Linked DNA regions of Homo sapiens: region 2 is linked to region 1. Evidence: read pairs that join two places in POLR2A ChIA-PET (ENCODE). Cell type or tissue: MCF 10A. All regions are shown on one strand.

The links. ChIA-PET counts read pairs that join two places held together with the same protein. Peaks named below come from ENCODE experiments on the same cell type or tissue, not always from the same donor. Only the 100,000 strongest peaks of a DNase experiment are listed, where the experiment ranks them.
Region 2: POLR2A ChIA-PET joins it to region 1 with 17 read pairs; 5 of 35 experiments call an interaction of 5 or more read pairs at or near these places.

Annotation. Positions count from the first base shown.
Region 1 is chr20:19,811,400-19,819,399 of GRCh38, forward strand. The region is part of intron 2 of RIN2 (Ras and Rab interactor 2); the gene reads left to right. Among named protein-coding and RNA genes, the nearest start is that of RIN2, 57 kb to the left of the region's middle. In MCF 10A, no CTCF peak of the experiment used is centred here; DNase peaks (open chromatin) are centred at 4,352 and 5,832.
Region 2 is chr20:19,924,047-19,932,046 of GRCh38, forward strand. All of the region lies in intron 3 of RIN2 (Ras and Rab interactor 2), which reads left to right. Among named protein-coding and RNA genes, the nearest start is that of NAA20, 89 kb to the right of the region's middle. In MCF 10A, no CTCF peak of the experiment used is centred here; a DNase peak (open chromatin) is centred at 4,535.

The DNA of each region.
Region 1 (8,000 bases):
CAGTAACTTCCTGGCACTTCTGGCCACCCATGCGTGATTCAAGTATGCTCCTGTCACCAGAGAGACTTCAGGAAGAGACTCACGGGTACCTGCAGTGGGAAACCCTTGGCATGGATGGGAACAGTGGGTGTGGAGGGGACAAGGGAGGCACCATGAGCATCCATCACAGGGTGCTTAAGAGATTTTGAGGCAAGGAACTAATTTGTAGCTTTTAAAACTGAACGCAGAAACTGTATGCCTACAAGGTCTTTGGTCTGAATGGAGAAATGAGATCTTTTCGTTCATGGCTATTTGAGTTACTTAAATTTGGACACAATCATACAGCGAACCATTATAACCACTAAAAAATGAGGGCCATCTCCTGTGCTAATATGAAACTCTCTTTGAGTTATAGTTTTGAGTAGAAAAAAGCACAGTACAAACAATATTTAGAATATGCTCCCATTTTAAAAAAAAAAAGCTTTGTTTGGGTATAATTTAAATACCACAAAATTTACCTATTTTAAGTGTACCAGTGTAGTGTTTTAGTAAATTTATACAGCTTTCCAGAAACTTTACATAAGTGGAACTATACCATATATGGTCTTTTGTGCCTGACTACTCCCACTCAACATAGTGTTATTAAAGTCATCCACGTTGTAGCAGGTATCAATAGCTTGTTCTTTTTTTTTACCACTGAATAGTATTTCATTGCATGGATTTATCACACTTTGTTTATCCATTCTACATTTGGACTGTTTTTAATTTTATTGTTATAAATCATGCTATTGTGAACACCCACATACAAGTCTTTATGTAGACACATATTTTCACTTCTCTTGAGTAAATACCTATGAGTGGAATTTCTGGGTGATGTGTTAAGTTTATGTTTATTTCTTTAAGAAACTACCCAACTGTTTTCCGAAGAGACTGTACCATTTTATGTTCCCATCAACTATGTATGGTGCTTCCAGTTCTCTGAGTCCTCATTGACAGTTGGTAATATCACTCTTTTCTATTTCAGCCATTCTGATAGATGTGTTGTGGCATCTTATTGTGGTTTTAGCCTTTCCCTACAGACTAATGATGTTAAGCATCTTTTCATGTGCTCATTTGCCATTTGCATAGCTTCTTTGATAAAATGTCTGTTCAAATCTTTTGCTTATTTTGTGTTGGGTTGTTTTTCTCCTTCCTGAGTAGTAAGGGTTTGGATAATTGCAATTATTTTCTGTAAGTTCAAAATTATTTCCAAATAAAAAGTTAAAAAAGCAATTCTAGCTCCCATCACACTGCAGCACCCCCCCATTCAGAATGGCATACTTGGGAATTGTTTCATAGCGTGGGCATCCTCACTGAAAGAATCAAAAGGAAGAGCAAGATCAGACTTTCAATCTTTTGTTAAAAATAGTCATTGTCTGGTAATAATACTCCCTGGATTACTTTTTGTCTGTGAATAGGAAGTTGGTGGTTAAAATGTCCAGATGTTGGGTAAAGAAAGACATGAGAGTACTCATGATTATCTTCCTTTCTTTGGTTACTGCAGAAGTTACTCAGCTTCCTCAGCATTGTCCCTTTGGGTCTGATCAAGAGTCACTTGCTTTGTATCCACCTAACAGTGCAGGGTCAGATTCTGAGAATGGAGGAATTGAGGGGAGCTATTCATTCACCACCCCTGCAGGAAGAACACAGGCACTAGTAAGCTCAGCAATAGACTTCCCCACTCTAATCCACTCCACAGTGGCCTCTCGGACAGTCAGCCCCATTTGTGGGGTCACCATTCTTTCCCTTGCCCCCAGATCACTACTTCTCTCTAGTTCTCATATAATGAATCAACTGCGTGCCTGCAGCTAATTGACTGAGTTCAAATTAATGGGCTAATCGGCCAATAGCAGAGGAAATCAAGAAATATGAGGTGGAAAAGAAAGAAGTTCCCATCCATTTGCCATATCATGACTTTAGGTCAGTTGGCTTGTACTTCATGGCTTCTTTCAATTCTTCAAATATTTAGTGAGCATCAACTATTCATTCATTCTTTCATGGACACCGAATACGTACCAGATACTATGTGAGGCTAGTGGGGCTTAGTAGTGAACAAAAGAGGCAGAGTACTTTCTCCTAAGAGGCTTCCATTCGAGTGGGAGAAATAGATTATAACAATTGGGCAAATGAATACGTAATACATGTCAGGTTATAATAGGAATTACAAAATGAAGTAAAACACAATAAAAAAGTAGAGACAGGTGCATAAAAATTCTGGAAGGATGTACTCCAAATGATTAATAAATAGACCTGTAGCTTTTAAAATTTATGTCTTCTAAATGTTCTGTAACAAACATGTATTTTTTAAAAAAATGAAAAGTTATTTTAAATATATAAAAAGCACTGGGTTTGAATGTCCCACATGATTAATTGTGTCACCTGTTGTATCATAATTTTATTACCAAAAATACTGAAAAAAGTTCAACTGGAAAATAATACATAGTCTTTATTATCTGGGGTGTGGTTTCAACATATTTTAGGAATCTTGATATCTGGAAATATAAATAAATTATAGAAAACTAGACATGTTTATAAAATGCCTTCCAGATGGGTAATTTGAAATGATGAATAATCTCTTCCGGTCTTGGTAAACAGCAAAATGTGCTAAATAGGTCAGAATAGAAAAATAGTCGTATCACGTGCAAGAAACAGAGAACAAAGCATTGGAGCCCAAAATGCTATTTCTAATGCTGCTTTGTTTTGTTATGTTCTTACTGGCAAATGAAGGGCAAATGTGTGTTTACGAGGTCACACAATAAAATATAAAGTGAAAATTTCAGTCATTTGGTTAGCTTGGCCCAAGGAGACTATCAGGCTTGGAAAAATCAGACAAAAATAAATCATGTTAAGTAAGGTCCAATCCAGCCGCTTGCCTGGGGCTCAGCTCCCTGGGGTGTTTGGACCCATGTTTGGTAGGTGGACGTGAGGTCGCGGTGCACACTTGCCCTTTCCCCTCCTCCCACCCCCTCCCCAGTGCTTCCACAAGTCTGACTCTGCCTTGTCACTGATTGACTTTGCCTTCCAAAATGAGATGACATGTTTATTGTCTAACATCATCACTGATTACGACAACAATCACTCACAACAACTGGTGTGGTCACACAACATCTCACCCCAGATGTCCACCTAAATCCTCCACCTCTCATGTGATTAAAGTCATTCAATCTCTGGTCTATAGTAATTTTATATTTTATATTTTGGAGACAGGGTTTTGCCCTTTCATCCAGGCTGGAGTGCAGTGGCACAATCAGACCGCACTGGAACTCCTGGAACTCAAGCATCCTCCCACCTTAGGCTCACAAGTAGCTGGGATTACAGGTGCATGCCATCATACCCAGCTAATTTTTTTTTTTTGTAGAGACATGGTCTTCATATGTTGCCCAGTCTGGCTTTGAACTCCTGGCCTCAAGTGATCCGCCCACCTCAGCCTCCCAAAAAGTATCAGGATTACAGGTGTGAGCCATCATGCCTGGCCCTGGTCTACACTGATTTTAAAATCCACTTGGCCATTTCTGGTGTTAGAATAAACCAAATCCTATCCAAATATTAATTTAATTTTATGTTTTATAAGCTTGATCATGTAATATTTATCCATTTAAGCACCAACAAAGAAACTCAAATTTGTATCTGTGTGGATTATTAACTGGCTCTGAGCTCTATGGCTTTCTGCAGTATTTCCAGCAGGTTTCAAAGTGATCAGTCCTAATAACTCTGAGGTTTGCATTTTGTTTATTTATTTTTTAAATTGCTTGTTGAGTCTAACAACAATGAATCCAACTTGCACTTTCTTATTTTGTGTTCCTAGGTAATTCATTATTGAGAAAGCAATTTATGCTAGTTAAGAGAAGGCCTATAATGAGGCAAGAATTCTGCTTACAAAGGTAAAGTAATTTAAGCAAAAGCTAAAATTTAAAAGTTCGATAGTAGTCAATAAAAATTAAAGAAGTTATACATAGGAATCTTTGAAATTATGTCTAAAGCAATACATTGGCTCCCTTTTTCTTATAACAAAAACCAAGTTCACTGAAAGTAATTTATTTCTTTTTATGGAACTACATTGTGCATTATATGAGTTCAATCTTGCCATCAATAGATTTCTTAGGCTTTGTTTTGAAAAGTTGCTTTTCTTTTTCTTCTTTGGACTTTTCAAAAGCAGAAGTTTCCCTGACATGCTCGGTGTGGTATTTGCTGATGCGTGCATGTGTGTGGTTTTAATTTTTAGGTTTGTTTCCCCTCAACCTTTTCTTTGAGTTAATGTGAATCACAGCTGTATTTTTCATTCCTGAGCACTGTGATTCATTGCCGTTGACTTCCTCTGGAGCCCGCTACACCACAGAGTCCTGTGGGAAACTGATTAGTCACTGCTGAGCAAGGTACCTTGCAAGCCATGGTCAGCATCGGCTCAAACAACTGTCTTTGGGCAACGATGAAAGTTGTTGTAGCATCTTCCTTTGGGAAAGTAAGAAAGCTTCCCTTTAGGGGTTCATATAGTTTGTAGCAATCCATGGATTCATCTTGATAACATACGGGAAAATTTGATGTTGAAAAAGATAAACGTCTTCTTTGGTTAAGAAGATTTTGGGTCACACTTCTGCCTTCAAGAAACAGACATTGATCACAGCCCCTTGCCAGTGGCATATAAATAGTATTTGTGGATAGCTTGAACCTTACTATATTGGTGCAGCTTTGAAAAACTTGGAACAGATTCATTTATCTCAAACATACTTTTATCTAACTTCCTTGAGTCTAATTTTAGAAATTTTCAAGCCAAGGGATTTTTCTTTATAAGCTAGACTTACAAAGAATTCCTAAAGTCATGCCTTAACAGTAATCAATTATTCTCCATAAGTTTCCACTTGCAGTTAGCATTGCTGATTAACAGTTTGTGATCACCTATTCTAAGGGTGGAGAGGCGACCCTACCTCCATTTGATATCACCTAACCTGAAGGGGCTTTGGCGGCTATGTCTGTGATAATGAGAACTCGAATTTTCCTGTTCAGAGTAAAGGCTCTATAAGTTTAAGGAATTGGAGCAGTTTAAGAGCAGGGACAAATGGTTAACCAGTTAAATAAGCCAAACAAGGTGTCAGAAGATCAAATTCTGGTTTGATCCTTGGGTAGCCTTGGGAAAGAATTTTTGCCTTGCTAGGCCTCGGGCTTTTTACGTGTCTGTTAGCATGGAGAGCTTGAGGTGGAAATGCAAACAGAAAACAGTGCACCCGGGTAGAAGTTGCATGTGGTTGCCTTGCAGTTAGAACTGGGTCACACAAACAAAAAGCCTGATCAAATATTTCCTGAACATATAGGAAGTATAATTCCTTAACCTCTGCATAAAAGAGGATTGCCAGCCATATTCTGTTGAGACAAGAGGACATTGATACAATTCCTGATGCATCTGAATAACTGAAAGAAGATTTAGAAAATTTGCAAATTTCAGGATGAATAAGAGAAAAGTAAATAAAAACTAAAAACAAGACAATATTAAGTTGTTCAAGAGAGGAACATTTATCATAATATACTGTGTATTTCAGTGATGAATACAATATTGGCATGATTGCAATATAATCATGTAGAGAAAATGGAGACATAGTCATATAGAGAATGTGGAGACAAGAAGTGTGTACATTTGCTAGAGCTGGGATGGGGGTGGAGGTGGTAGAGTTCAATCCTTGCCTTCCATAATGGGGAATCAACAGTCTAAAACTGAAAATTCCAGAAGTTGCAACACGTGTGTTATTACTTGGAAGTAAATACCAACTGGGTTGGTCCATTCCGGCTGCTCTAACAAAATACCTTAAACTGAGTAATTTATAAACAATAGAAATGTACTGCTCACAGTTCCGGAGCCCGGAAATCCTGAGTTCAAGGTGCTAGCTGACTCAGTCCCTGGGGAAGGCTCACCCTTTCCTTCAAAGATGAAGGTTTCTAGCTGTGTCCTCACTTGGCAGACGGGGCAAACAAGCTCACTCAGGCCTCTTTTATAAGGGCAGTAATCCCATTCATGAGAGCTTCACTCAAGACCTAATCACCTCCTAAAGGCCCTACCTCTTAATACTATTGCAATGGGGATTCGGTTTCAATGTATAAATTTGGGGGCGGGGGGCACAAACATTTAGATTATAGCACCAACACAATTAGCTAAAAAGATTGAAAGTGGTTGACTCTAAGGAGAGGGAAGTGGGGAGAAATGCTTTTTATGTGAATAATATTTATGGATCTATTTGACTTTTTGTATAATTTTGATGAAACTAAAGACTGAAAAAGTCATAAGAATTTTTTTAAATAAAATCAATGAATCAAAAAGAAAGACACTGATGCCCACTGAGGTTCAATAACTTGTCTAGGGTTCACCACTGACAATGGGGCAAAGCCAAGATTCAAAAGCTCTCAGTTCAGCTCTAGAGCCTGAGCACTCCATCACTATTGAATATCGCCTCTCCAAAAAACATTAAATATACTCATCATCATTCATCATTCAATATCAAAAAATGTGAATTAAAATAACGGTGAAGTATAGTCATGCATCCCTTAACGATGGGGTACATTCTGAGAAATGCATCATTTGGCAATTTTGCCATTGTGCAAATGTTGTAGAGTGCACTTACACAAAAATGGTAGAGCCCACTACACAGGTAGGCTATATGGTATAGTCTCTTGCTTCTGAGTTACAAACCTGTGCAGCATGTACTGTACTGAATACCATCAGGCAATTGTAACATAAAAATAAGTACTAAACATATTTAACATAGAAAATGTACAGTAAAAATATGGTATAAAAGATTTTTTTTTAAATAGTACACCTGTATAGTGCAGCTCCATTATAATCTTATGGCACCACCATTGTATATACAGTCCATCATTAACTGAAATGTCATTGTACAAGGCACAACTGTATTATATTGTACTTTTCAGATGAGCAAAAATGTAAACAATTGTTAATGTTCATGGTTGGCAAGAGTGTGAAGTCATGGGGATCCTTGCATCACAAGTTCTTAAAAACTGCACATGCCTTGCCCTAGTAATTCACTTTATAGAACTTAATTTAAGAAAATAGATGGGCATGCCCAGCACTTTGGGAAGCCAAGGTGGGCGGATCACAAGGTCAGGAGTTTGAGACCAGTCTGACCAACATGGTGAAACCCTGTCTTTACTAAAAATACAAAAATTAGTCGGGCATGGTGGTGCATGCCTGTAATACCAGCTACTTGGGAGGCTGAGGCGGGAGAATTGCTTGAACCCGGAAGGCAGAAGTTGCAGTAAGCCGAGATGGCTCCATAGCACTCCAGCCTGGGCGACAGAGCGAGACTCCGTATCAAAAAAAAAAAAGAAAGAAAGAGAAAAAAAAAAAGAAAGTAACTGGGCATGGATTAAAAGATATTTGAAAAAAAGGCTGCAACATTGTTTAAAATATCAAAAACAGCAAAAATTAAAAGTAACCGAAACATTCATCAGTTGGTTAAATGTATTACTATATGCATTTCACAGGTGTGAAAGGGATGAGGTGGATATATTTGTGTTAACATGAAAAGATGTCCATGTTATATTATCAAATGTAAAATGTACATCTCAGGACAGTATGTGCAATATGATCCCTTCATGTAAAAATGTGTGTGCATGTGCACGTGGGCATACATATAGGGTCCGGAAGGACAGATCTTTAATGGTTGATGACATTTATTTCTAGGTGGGAAAGGATTAGAAGGTGTCTTAGCTCAGGCTGCCGTAACAAAATACCATAGGCTGGGTGGCTTAAACAACAGAAATGTATGTCCTGTCGTTCTGAAGGCTGAGAAGTCCAAGGTCCAGGTGCCAGCATGGTCAGGCTCTGATGAGGGCCCACTTCCTGGCTTGCAGATAGTCACCTTCTCACACAGCAGAGAGAAGAAGAACCAGCAAGCTCTCTGGTGTCTCTTCTTTGAGGGCACTAATCCCATCACAAGCACCCCACCCTCATGACCTCATCTAAACCTAATTACCTCCCA
Region 2 (8,000 bases), 110 kb after region 1:
CCCCCACCTTCCATACCCCACTTTCATACCCCCACCTTCATACCCCCACTTTCCATACCCCTACCTTCATTCCCCACCTTTTCATACCCCCACCTTCATACCCTACCTCTTTATACCCCCACCTTCATACCCACACCTTCATACCCCACCTTCATACCCCCAACTTTCATACCCCCACCTTCCATACCCCACCTTCAAACCCCCACTTTTGTACCCCCACCTTCATATCCCCACCTTTCATACCCCACCTCCATACTCCACCTTCATACCCCCACCTTCATACCGCACCTCTTCATACCCCACCTCTTCATACCCCCACCTTCATACCCTCACCTTCGTACCCCACCTCTTCATACCCCACCTCTTCATAACCCTACTTTCATACCCCCACCTTCATACCCTCACCTTCATACCCTCACCTTCATACCCCCACCTTCATACCCCACCTTCATACCCCCACCTTCACACTCCCACCTTCGTTCCCGACCTCTTCATACCCCCTCTTCATACCCCACCTTCATACCCCCACCTTCATTCCCCACCCCTTCATACCCCACCCCTTCATAATCCACCTCTTCATACCCCCCACCTTCGTACCCCCACCTTCCATACCCCACCTTCCTTACCCCCACTTTCATACCCCCACCTCTTCGTTTCATATCCCCACCTCTTTTTTTTTTTTTTTTTTTTTTTTTTTTTTTTTTTTTTTTGAGACGGAGTTTTGCTCTTGTTGCCCAGGCTGTAGTGCAGTGGTGCAATCTCGGCTCACAGCAACCTCTGCCTCCTGGGTTAAAGAGATGCTCCTGCCTCAGCCTTCCAAGTAGCTGGGATTACAGGCATATGCCACCATGCCCAGCTAATTTTGTATTTTTAGTAGAGATAGGGTTTCTCCAAGTTGGTCAGGCTGGTCTCAAACTCCCGACCTCAGGTGATCCACCCGCCTCGGCCTCCCAAAGTGCTGGGATTACAGGCGTGAGCCACTGCGCCCGGCCTCCCCCACCTCTTTGTGCTCCTCCTCTCACCACTCCTCAGCCTTTGGGTAAATTTGTGGAAAAAAAAAAAAAAAAAGCTGTCCTCTGGGCACATTCCTTAGCCTGCAGAAGGTGCCTCAGGCAGACAGAGCCAACCCAGGGTATAGTGCTTAACAGGCTGGGGGAACCCAGCTCTGGCCATGTTGTAGTTGTTCCTTGCTCTCTAGTCCTGACTTTGCACCATGCACAAAACTAAATTCCAGATGAATGAAAGGACTACAAATAAATAAATACATCATATATAAACAGGCAAAGCTGTATATACTGTATAAGTCTTAGCAGAAAATAAAGGAGACTTTATTACTTCAAGATGAGGAACTTCTTTCTAGGCAAGGGCCAATAAGCAATGGCCATATTGAAAACTTGGATAAATTTGATTCTATCATCATTAAAAGCTTAAGAAAATTTAAAAGGCAGAAAAACAATGAAAGAGATCATATGTGAAACATATCAGACAATGGATTCATATACACAACCAACTTATGCAACTTAATTTTAAAAAATCAAGAAACCACAAAATAGGCAACAGATGAATGAAAAGGCAATTCCTTGCAAGAGGAAATAGAAATAAACGATAAAAATATAATCAGGGCAAAGCAAATGAAAACAAAAATTATTTCTGCTCATCAGATTGGTCTGCTTAAATGTTTGATAATATCAATCATTGACAAGCAGCGTGGACACTTTCACAGATGGCAGGGGCAGTGCAGAAGGGCACAGCCACCCGGGGAGCAATGTGGCACCAGCTCAGAACCTGCTACATGCATAGGCTCCAGCATTTTCTCTGAGGTTTCACACAGTGCACAAGGGAACACACACACAGGTGACCATCACAGCCCTGCCTGTGATAGCAAAACTCTGGAAACAACTAAGCCTCTATCAAAATAGAATGGATATGTGGATTGTGGTATATCCCTATGGTGGAAAACCGTTCCCACTTACAACAAATGAACCAGGGCTTCGTGTATCAGTGTGGATAAACCTCATTACAATTTGTCGAGTGAAATTAGTAAGCCAGTACAATTCCTTTGGTTGGAGAAAACACAGATGATACCATTCAAGGATGATACACACAAAACTGATAACAGTGGTTACATCTGAGTAGGTGAAGGAGATTATGGGTGATGGTCAAGGGAGATTACTTTTAAGTACAATCATTTATTTTCTTTAATTAAAATATATTCATTTGTGACATTTGTAATTACAATTAAATATCAAAAATATAAATGCAAACACCCTTGGGAGGAGTAATACACAAAGTTAAAAGAAAAGAAGCAATGTTCTCCAAAGGTGTGCTTGCATCATTGTCCAGGTGCCCCTCTGCAAGTGAAGGGGAAAAGCCTCCATTACGTTTTTGTTTTCCAGGTGACAGTTCCTGGGGGCAAAGGTCATTTGAAAGTTTGGAGGAAGCTCATTATTTTCCAGACTAGTTTAGAAAAACCCCAACATGAGAGGTACCCACCACACCAGGAGGCTCCTCAGCCAAGCAGAAGCACATGGTCGAGGGAACTGTTTGGGTAATGCGGTTTTTTTAGGATCTGGAGGTAGATCTGATACCGCAGAGCTGATTCCCGGATTATAAATGCTTACCACACCTCAAGGCCAAGTTGATGCACTTGGGGAATGGAAATTCCATAGCTGGGAGCCAAGGACTTGACTTTTCCCACACCCTAAGTTTCAAGTCTTCAACATATCAGCAACACATCCCTTTTCAAACCACTGATAACATTCCTGAATGAGACTTGGAATTTGAAGAGCGCTGTATCAGGACTTGTGCTATAAGCACTTTCTTATTTGACTTTTACTTGACCTTCAAGAGAATTTTTCTCCTTTTATCTAACCCTAAAAGAAAGAAAACAAGACTTGGGGTTCCTCCCTTTTCCCTCCTCCCTGCAGCTTCCTATGCATGCAAAGAAGCATACAACAACTTTTCTCTCTATTAGGGGAAATTCAGCGCCTAGTGGGCAAATCTCTAGGTTAGAGGCTTCTGAGCAGACAGGCAGGAGGAGATTGGACTCCGCGGACATTGTTTCTTTGTAGTCCCAGGTCTCTGCTGCTGGTGATTAAATGGCCTCTTTCCAGGAGGGGAGGTACATGAATCCATTTTAAGTGTCTTTTAGTATCAGCTCTCTGGTTAATAACAATTGCCATTAATATAAAGAGATAATTTGTTACTTATTTATTTTAAGAGATGGGGTCTCACTCTGTTACCTAGGCTGGAGTGCAGTGGCACCGTCATGGCTCACTGCAGCCTTGAACTCCTGGGCTCAAGTGAGCCACCTTCCTCAGCCTCCTGAGTAGCTGGGACTACAAGGCACATGCCACCATGCCTGGGTAATTTTTTTTTTCTTTTTGGAGATGGAGTCTCACTCTGTTGCCCAGGCTAGAGTGCAGTGGCGTGATCTTGGCTCACTGCAACCTCTGTCTCCCAGGTTCAAGTAATTCTCTTGCCTCAGCCTCCTGAGTAGCTGGGACTACAGGTGCATGCCGCCATGCCCAACTAATTTTTTGTATTTTAGTAGAGACGGGGTTCCACTGTGTTGCCCAGGCTGGTCTGAAACTCCTGAGTTCAGGCAATCTGCCCACCTTGGCCTCCAAAAGTGCTAAGATTACAAGCGTGAGCCACCACGCCCAGCCAATTTTTTACTTTTTTGTAGAGCCAAGGTCTCTCTATGTTGCTTAGGCTGGTCTCAAACTCCTGGGCTCAAGTGATCCTCCTGCCTCAGACTCCCACAGCACTGGGATTATAGGGGTAGGCTACTGCTCCCGGCCAAGAGATCATTTAAATAGGAAGAGGATTAGAGAGTATTTAGGTGCCTATTGAAGTGTTTTGTTTTGTTTTTGAGATGGAGTCTCACTCTGTAGCCCAGGCTGGAGTGCAGTGGTATGACCTCGGCTCACTGCAACCTCCACCACCTGGGTTCAAGTGATTCTCCTGCCTCCGCCTTCGGAGTAGCTGGGACTATAGGTGCACACCACCATGCCCGGCTAATTTTTGTATTTTTAGTAGAGACAGGGTTTCACCATGTTGGCCAGGCTGGTTTCGAACTCCTGACTTCAGGTCATCTGCCCACCTCAGCCTCCCAAAATGTTGGGATTACAGGCGTGAGCCACTGTGCCCGACCTGTTGCAGTGTTTTAATCTCATTGTCCTTTTTATTCCTCCAATGACCTTCCCTTGACATCATCAGCCCTAGCTTTGGGGATTTAAGGATGAGGGCACCCAAATGGGTCGCCCAAGGCGACCCAGCCAACCGGGGCCCGAGACAGGATTTGAAGACAGATTTTTCTGAGCCAAAAGCTGGTATGCCTACCCCTACTCCCAGCTGTCAGGTCACCAGTCAGAGCTTCAGGCCACACCGCCTCGAAATTGCACAAGTTGCTGCCTGAAGAATGGCCCCTTGGATGAGGTCCCCGCCTACTGAGAAATTATGCAGAATGATTACAAAATGGTACAAATTACTGTAGACTCCTGCACCAGACTGGAACTCAGCAGGCCCAGCCTTGCCCAGGCCCAGCCCTGGGTGTGACCTCAAAGGGCTGGGAAAGAACTTGGGCCTTCTCCAGTTATTCTCTTGCCCTTGGCCAGGATGCCAGCTCTTATGCAGGAGCACTCAGGTGAACACCTCAGGCTTCTCAAGGTGTGTTATGCACGAATGCAGGACGAGGGAGTGGACCCAACCCCTGACCTGCCTTCCTCTCCCTCTTGTGGTCACCAGCACCCCCTCTTCTTCCCTGGAAGTCCCCAGCCAGGCCAGCAGCCCACTCTCTCCCAGCTTCTAAAGGCAACACATCACCCCTCTGTCCTGCTGTACATGCCTGCAGGGAAAAACAAACACAGGCAATGCCCCGGCAAGACCTCCGTTGAGGTCTGCTGTGCTGTATAAGGATAGGTGGCTATCCCTTGGGTTGGGGTCTTTGTCACTGCTTGTGGGATTTTCTGGGAATGATGCAGCTGTGCTGGGTGTTTGATGTAAGAACCATGGTCTCACCAACTTTGTGCCTTGTCAGCCTTGTCCTATCTGACCCTCTGGCTGCACTGAATCACAGGTGGCTCTGCCACCACTTTCCCAGGTGTCCACAGACGAGCAGGGGTGTAGTGAGCAGCACTCACTCACCAGCTTTGCAGATGTTTAGACAGCCCCTCCCCATGCTTGCAGGAATTCTGCACAGGTACAGGGATGTGTTAGAGGCTGGGATTGTGTAAGTGGGTCTGGAGAAACTTCAGTTAGTAGCACCAGTTTTTTGTGTTTTTGTTTTTGGGTTTTGTTTGTTTGTTTGTTTGTTTGTTTTGGTCTGGTTTGAGACAGAGTCTCGCTCTGTCACCCAGGCTGGAGTGCAGTGGCTCAATCTGGGCTCACTGCAACCTCTGCCTCCCGGGTTCAAGCGATTCTCCTCCCTCAGCCTCCCAAGTAGCTGGAATTATAGGCACATGCCACCATACCCAGCGAATTTTTGCATTTTTAGTAGAGATGGGATTTTATCATGTTGGCGAGGCTGGTTTCAAACTCCTGACCTCAAGTGAACCGCCCACCTCAGCCTCCGGAAGTGCTGGGATTACAGGCATGAGCCACCACACTGGGCCTGTAGCACCAACTGCTATTGGCTTTGTCATGGGAAAGCTGACATTAAAACTGGCCTCCTTTGTTGGGTGACAAGTTATTTCTGCCCTCAAAGAAGGAAATTTTGAAGAAGCAAGTGTAAGGGATGAGATTGAAAGTCTGTGAGAATTAGAAACAAACAAATAAATCAACACAAACTTGTCCAAAAACAACTTCAAAAAAACACCCAAAATCCCTTCAGTGGGACAAAATCCAACCGTCAGAGGGGAGGAAGTGTTTTGTGATGCTAACTGCTGCTGGCGGAGGGCCCAGTGGGTATATACACATGATTCTGAGAGGCAGGACTGGCCCTGGAACACTAAACTCTGGTCCATTTGTGAGATTAAATCCCTCTGCACTCTGGGACAAGTGAGTCAGGACTGAATGGAAGGGGAGGGAAAAGTTGCTGGGGGCTGGGGCTGGGGGGGATGCGAGGGACCAAAAAAAAGTCCCCACATCCAGCAGGGAAGGGTCCACAGCGATCCAGCCAAGTGCAACCTCTGTGCTTGTCCACCCTCGTGCCTTGGGGTCATGGTGCCTTCCTCTGCACTAGAGATAGGTGGCATGGCAATGGTGCCTTCCTCTGCACTAGAGATAGGTGGCATGGCATGATTGGTGACTTGGCATGGGAGTGCCGCTAAGTGACAGCCACAGACACCGTCAGCTTCTTGTGTGTGGCCAGATGTAGAGAAGGAATTGAGGAGGAAACTTGGAGGTCTGGAGATCCAGCCAACAGCATCGGCAAGAGCGGTACCCAGACAAAAACAGCCTGGCTGAAGGGAATCAACTGATGCCCATTCTGATGAGAATCAAGGCCATTTGGGGTTTTTATGTTCAAATCAGTATGATGGTTGTGAAGGTAACCAAAGTGTGGAGAGGGAAATGTACCCAGTGACGGGGCTTCCTGCTGGGGTGGGAGTCCTCTCTTTGAGGTTTGCCAGAGGCTGTGGCCGGCCCTCCCTCACAAGGCCTTCTGCTTCTGATAGGTGTGTGGCTCTCCTGTTTGGGGCCACAGCCACGGTCCAGAATGAAGCAGGGCCTAGTCCCAGGGTGGTGGGGCTTCAGCAGACGTACCCAAACTCCCCTCAACCCCTTCCTTGCTTCTACCTTTTTAGTCCCTTCACTCCTTCCATTTTCATACACACCACCCTTTCTTTTTCTTGTTTTCCTAAAATTTTGTTTACAAAGTACTTTAAGCATACAGAAAACCACACACCATATTAAAATACCCATCACTCAGCACTGTCAAATGTCATCATTTCGCCATTTCATTTTAAGAAATAAAATCTTTCCAGGCACGGTGGTGCCTATCTGCAATCCCAGAGCTTTGGGAGACCAAGGTGGGAGGATTGCTTGAGGCCAGGAGTTCAAGACCAGCCTGCACAACATGGTGAGAAAGTGTCTCTACAAAATAAATACATAAATAAAATCTCACACGTGACCGAGCCCATTGACCTGTGAACACTTTCATCCATTTCTCCTGTCTAGAGGTAACCACTATCCTGGATTAGGATTATAACCCCATACATATTAGGATAGCCTTTGTGTCTATGTGTGTATCTATAAACATACAGTACAGTTTTGCATGCATTTATAATTTTAATAATATAACATGTAACAGTATTTTATTTTTAAAAAAACTTTTTATAGAGACGATCTCACTATGTTGTCCAGGCTGGTCTCCAACTCCTGGCCTCAAGCAGTTCTCCCACCTTGGCCTCCCAAAATGCTGAGATTACAGGCATGAGCTACCACATCTGGCCTAATAATATATTTTAAAACCTAACATAGACGAAATAGTATTCTTTCAACATGTTATCAATATAAACATTATATGGATACATTTTATTTGTTAATTTGTTATGTCATAGTTGTACATATTTTGGGGTGTACAGGTGATATTTTAATATGCAATATGTAATGAGCAAATCAGGGTAACTGGGATATCCATCCATGTATCTTTTTCCTTGTGTTGGGAACGTTTGCATGGTTTTAAACTTCACATGCTGTATATAATGCTTCTCGATTTGCCTTTTTTTTTTTTTTTTCTGCTTTCAAAAAAAGCCTTTTGGGCTTTTATGTTTATACATGTGTTCATACATACAGTTCTGGTTCATTAATTTTTAACTGCTATGTAGCATTTTATACTCAATTAATGTATCCATTCTCCTCTTAATGAACCCTTAGGTGTTCTCACAAATAATGGTGCAACAAATATTCTTGCAAAGGTATCTTTGGGCCCACGTGCAAGTTTAGTCTCTAAAGTACACATATAGGTTTGTGTATCTTTAACCCTACAAGATGTTGCCAAATTGCTTTCCAAAGTAGCTCTGGGGGTAATATTCCTCCAGCAGTGTAAGAGGTGCCAT